Regions from separate parts of the Mus musculus genome. Here region 2 is linked to region 1. The links are chromatin loops, found by intact Hi-C in ENCODE. Cell type or tissue: heart. All regions are shown on one strand. Links, peaks and the distances in the headings refer to the core of each region. The heading gives the core; the rest is flanking DNA.

The links. Hi-C counts contacts between places; a loop is a spot of excess contacts. Peaks named below come from ENCODE experiments on the same cell type or tissue, not always from the same donor. Only the 100,000 strongest peaks of a DNase experiment are listed, where the experiment ranks them.
Region 2: a loop joins it to region 1, with 3 times the contacts of the local background. A loop is called at or near these places in 3 of 42 quality-filtered maps.

What each region holds. Positions count from the first base shown.
Region 1 is chr3:19,565,365-19,568,278 of GRCm38, forward strand. The region is part of intron 2 of Dnajc5b (DnaJ heat shock protein family (Hsp40) member C5 beta); the gene reads left to right. Among named protein-coding and RNA genes, the nearest start is that of Gm23330, 6.6 kb to the left of the region's middle. In heart, for the core only: no CTCF peak of the experiment used is centred there; a DNase peak (open chromatin) is centred at 1,647; H3K27ac peaks cover 1,285 bases.
Region 2 is chr3:19,675,562-19,678,475 of GRCm38, forward strand. All of the region lies in intron 9 of Trim55 (tripartite motif-containing 55), which reads left to right. Among named protein-coding and RNA genes, the nearest start is that of Gm42189, 17 kb to the right of the region's middle. In heart, for the core only: no CTCF peak of the experiment used is centred there; a DNase peak (open chromatin) is centred at 1,330.

The sequences.
Region 1 (2,914 bases), core at 248-2,747:
TTACATATATAGAGATATATATGTATACATGTAAAACATAAACATATAGAGACTATGTACAGAATCAGACAGACATTAAGGTGCTGGTTCATCCCAAATGTTATGGTACTCATTTTCTGTATCTTCACATGTGTGTCACCCAAGTCCACGAGGGTGTAAGGGCCTTGATTCTCCGCTGTCACACATAGCTTCAGATGTTCCATGGTCACACTGTTGGCAGGTTTCTGATTCTGCCAACTGTGGCTCTGGCGGCTCATCTCTGTATCCACTATTGGTCTCATTCTCACCACAGGCAATCCTCTCTAGACAAAGGTCTGTTTTCTGGGATCTAATATGATCCCAGGCTTCTCTCTCTTTATTCCAGGCTGTGGCTATATTCTCGAATCATTTTTTTTCATACACTGTGAAAGAACAAGTGATTGTTCTATTGAAACAGGGTCTGAGTTTCTCCCAGGTTTCTCTCCCAATCCTCTCCTTATTCCTCCACACTCAATTTCATTTTTGTGTTGTACCCCACCCCCACCATACAATGCTTTCTCTCTCTCAAAAACTAAATTGATACACAAAATACAAGAATATTTAAAATAAACAAAAGCTCACTATGATGAAAAATGGCAAACAAAACAAAATGAAACAAAAAGCGCAGTTGGCAGTGGCTCTGCCACAGGGTTCTGGAACACGGGAAGATATCAGTGGCTGCTGTCTCGTCTTTTTAGTACCCTGCAGGAAGATTTCTTCTGAGGTCAGAGAGAACACATGTTTCATGGCCCAATAAGGAAGTCAGGAAGAAATGGAGATAGATTCACAATAATAGCCAACATTAAAAACTGAGTTCAGAGGCAGAAATGTGCTGGGTGTGGTAGTGCATGCCTTTGATCAGAGCACTCGGGAGGTAGAGGCAGGTAGATCTTTAAGGTCAAGGCCAGCGTGGTCTTCAAAAATAGTTCCGGGACAGCCAGTGCTCCACAGGGAAACCGTGTCTTGAAAAACCTAGATAGATAGATAGTAGATAGATAGATAGATAGATAGATAGATAGATAGATAGATAGATAGATAGATATAAACATAAAAATAATAAATAAAAGGAGGCAGAAATGTGTTCAGCAGGAGGAAGGCAGCTAGAGACACAACCATGCCACAATAGAATGTGGCTGAGGACATCCCAAAAGCTCTCCTCTGACATCTCAACCCATGGAGGGACAGCTGGGTGAGCCGGTCAGAATCAGCCCCAGGTGACTGAGAGGCTGGGATGGCAGTAGGTGGGTCTCGTCTGAGAGTGTTGGCTATGACATCCTGTTTTTCTCCCTTCTAGTCCACTTTTGGGAAGCACGGGAATGTTTAGAAATGAACTCTCACATTCTAGTTGAATATGATGTCCCTTTTACCTGTAAAATTAGAAATGGCAAGAATACCTTTAACACAAACAGGTGATGGTTGTATTTAAATGCTCAACCTGAGCTCCCAGAGAACCTTCCATGTCTTGCTTGCTCTGTAGATAACCCCCAAGCAGGTGGGGCACCACTGAGATCACCTGCTTGAACAGTTGTGTAATTTTGGCAGCTGCCCCTGCTTTGCCATCTGTGCCAAGGAAACTCAGAGCCAAGAGTGTCTGCCAAGAGGAGTCAAAACACTGCTGACAACCAGGACTTGGACTTGCTGCAGATGGAGGCGTTCCAGCCCTCCAAATCAGCCAACACCATTGTTAGGGGAGTGTGATAAACGGCTGAGTGCATCTGCCCTTGTGAGCTGTCAAAGTTCCAACAGGGTAACAAATGAGAGGAGGCCAGGCTTCTGCCGTTGTCTGGGTGGAGCGTGTCAGTGTTCCTCTGAAGCCTGGAGGCAAGGCAAGGTTTATAAGAACCATTCTTTCTCAGGGAATGTTTCCCTTCTGGGCAGAGGTCACAGCCCTTCCCTTGGGTTAGACGACACGTAGTACCTTGAGGACTACCAGAAGGAAAAGCTGCACAGTGAAATTCCAGGAAGGGTGCACCACAAAGCCAGCTGCGGGAAGAGTGCTTGAGGGAATGTCCCTGACCAAGAACACGATACATACTCAGAAAACGTTTCTTGTATGTTTATGAACTCTCTGTGACTCAATAATAGGTCACTTAAGGCAACAAAACCTGAATTTTCAGATGTTTCAAAAGAATACGTCTTGTCACTGGAGCTTTAAGATGCTTTGACAAAAACATATAAGTATTATATACACTATCATAAGCAAAAAGAAAGCAAAAAAAAAAAAAAAAAAACCCTGTGATCCTAATGTAAAGCCATAAACACTTAATTCTGGTTATTACTTCCCATTTTTCTATTTCCTTTTTTTCTGCTTTTTAATTTTTTTTTTTTTACCATTACTTTCCTCCTTTTAGAACATGCTTTAACACATGTGTATGGGGTTGGTATGAAGGATTTCCAGGACATTGTGTCTGGTCTTTCTGAGTCCTGGGCTTTTTACAGTCTGTCTTAGCAGTTTGAGGGATTGCTCCTCTTTGAACATCTTCTTCCCCTGGATCCCAAGACTTTGCACTGTCTAGATTTTCCCATCTATCTCACTGAACCTTGCTTTTTATTGCTTGTTTTAAAGTGTGGTTTTTGTCTTGTTTTATTTTGTTTTGTTTTGTTTGAGATAGATTGGCTTTAGGTGTGCCTACCCTGCATGGCTGGGATTTCTTAAATCCTATCTCAAAGCCCAGTCTTTGGACTTCTTGAACCACTTTTTTGGACTTTCTTGTAGTTTCACGATTGTAAATATCAGCGGCCTACCAAGAACTTCCAAACGTAGGTCTCTTACAGTATTTTCCTTCTGAACTCTGGACTCATGGCTCTCTAGATTTACTTATATTTTAATACACATCTCAAGTATCCAAAATAGAACCATTAGACCCCATCAAATCTTCAGTATAAGAGAGCCCCT
Region 2 (2,914 bases), core at 238-2,737, 110 kb after region 1:
TAGATTGATTATTTCTAGACCCTTTAGGGAGATTTCTGTACTTGATGAGGAAGTTATTTTCTTTAACAGTTGTACAATATCTCCACAAGTAACATATAGTAGATCTCCCATCCAGTGCAAAAGGTTTGTATAAATGATATGTCTAAAAGAAATTATTTGTGATGATGTCAGTGAAGATTTCTTCTTGTTTTCTCACAGGAGTTAGCAATCTGCCTAGCACTTCTGGCTTTTCTTATTCTCTACTACATCTGGAGTCAGATTCAGTGCTTGATTTTTGCTTTAATGGGTAGGAAATATTTTATTTTCCATTTACTAACATCTCATGTATTTTCTTTCATAGTGTTCCTCTTCTGTAGGCTCAGAGATGCACTCCTCAGAAGCCTTGATGTTCAGCCATCTAAAACTGTTTCACTCAAGGCCCCAAGCTCCCTCCCTACAGTACAGGGGCCCATGCACTGTCTCAGAAAGACTCCCTCCATTACCCTTGCATGGAGAACCTGACGCCATAGACAATTATTCAGTATTCCAGTAGAGATGAACCCTCCTGGTGGTCATTAGAGGGGTCCAGCTCAGCAGAGGGAGAAGTAACAAAGAACCCATTCAGGAGCATGTAGGTCTAATGTAGGCTTAGGAGCAGCATTCCCCCTGTCTTCCCAGAGATGCTCAGGAGGCGCCCTGTCGAGAATGCTGTTCAGGTCAGACTCTGCACTAGGCTAGGACTAGGGGATTTCTCAGTTTTCTTAGAACCTTTATTCTCTTCAGGGTCTTTCCTTGGAGAGGAGGTCTCTGAGAATAAGATACTGCTTGTGTAGCAGTCATTAGGTACATGGAGCGAAGAGACAGGCATTAATAGGCACATAAAACCATAAGAATCTAAATCAAAGAAAAGCCATCATTTCATTCAACAGTCCCTTCCTTATGTTTCCAGTTACACTTCTCATGGGCAAGCTATGAGGTTTGCTTAGGGAGTGACATATTTGAAATTTGCCCACTTAGCAGTATTTGAAGAGCTCAAGGACATTCACTTTTGAGTGAAGAGCTCTACTGGCCTAAGCCCTTGCTCCGGGCACCCTTAGCCAAGTCCAGGATCCTTGGAGCTAAAAGGCACCAGCTATTTTAGGTTCCCTAACCTGTCATGAAAGGCCTCTCTTCTGTCTCATTAGCCATCTGCTCTGCAGTGGCTGTAGGATCTCTGTGTGTACCAGCTGTATCTGTTTAACTGTGTGAGCAAAACCTCCACCCACCTCATGTCTAACAGTCAGCTGTGAACTTGTATCCAATCAAATGTCCTGGTCATGCATATCATCTATTCAGTGGCCTGACTCCTGCTCTTCACGTTATCTGTGGTAAAATGGAATCATAGCCAATGGTCTCGGGCACAAGAACAGGGACAGAAAGCTACATGGTTACTGGAAGCAGGAGCTAACTGTGGATCTGAATAATTGTCTAAAGGGTTCCGGGCTATATTCCAAGAATGTTGGTTTGGAACCCTGTCACCTTGTATCCTTACAATATCCTCTGAGGCTGTGAGGGGGTGTCATGCTTCATGGCTGTATGCATTCAGCTACCTGTGTGGTGAGATGGGAGTGAGGCAGGAGGGGTGGGGTTTGATGCAGTGGTTTGATATTTGTTGTTGCAAAGCCGTCTTGATTGTAGAGTTTTATATTTGAGAAAAGGCATTTTTATGTAGCAAAGCTAACCTGATCATAATGGGAACCACTCTTGGACCCAGGAAATCAGACATAAACAGGGTTGTAAAGACCTCACAATGGTCCCAACGTCTGGTGCAACTTCAGTACACAGAACCACTAGATAACTATTGCCCAGTATACATTTAGCTTGTAATGTCACTCTGCACTCCTGGTCTTCTCTTTTTTTTGGCGGGGGGGGAGGGGTTCGAGACAGGGTTTCTCTGTATATCCTTGGAAGTCACTTTGTAGCCCAGGCTGGCCTCGAACTCAGAAATCTACCTGCCTCTGCCTCCTGAGTGCCGGGATTAAAGGCGTGCGCCACCATGCCCAGCTCTGCTCTTCTCTTAAATATCTTGAATGTGATACCAGAGCTGTCCCAACTCGCTGATGGTCATTAGTAGTAGTCCTAGGACAGGAGGTGTGTTGCCTCAGAAACCCAAGCATCACAATAAATCGTTCACCTTCAAGCTCACCTCAGCCCCAGTGGCTGAGCTCTAAACCCTTTAAGGTGGTTTATTCCCAGGTATTTTCTACATATTCCTTGTAAATCCCACCCTTGACTCCAGAACACAAGCAGATCATTCTTACATAATCTGGTCATGGAAAAACAGAAATCAACTCCCTCTACACTGGGGGAGGGGCGTGAATGTGCTACTCTTTAATAGATCAAAGGTGGACTGTTACCATCCTTGTCCCCATTTTCTATGAAAATTATTGTTTTCAAATGTTGGATTCATCCCACTTGTCGACTCACATTTTAAAAGGTGCTAGTTCTTACCCTTTGCAGGAAGAACTTTGAACCTTCTCACCTTATTTCTGCTAGAAAACTGTGCAGAGACCCAGAGTTTGAGCTCATGTTTACTATATGTTTAGCTGAAGCAAAGAGAGTAGAAATAACATTTGATGCTCTTCATATGTTTATTTGAAATTTGATTTTTTTGGGAAAACTTTTTGTGGAGTTTTTAGAGTGTCATGCAATGTGTTTTGATCATATTCTGCTCTCTGCCAGCTATGTTAGAAAGTGAGGATGCTAGTGCTGAGACATTTGAAGTCCATTTCAGGATGTTGTCATAGGGGGAGTCATTCAGAGTCAATGATAACCACACAAGATGCCCGGCAAACAGACAATTCTTTTCATTTCTCAAATTGCATTTTCTGTTGCTAAATTCTCACAGAAACTGCATGCTTTCATGCTGATTTACAAATATCTCCCTAGATACTTA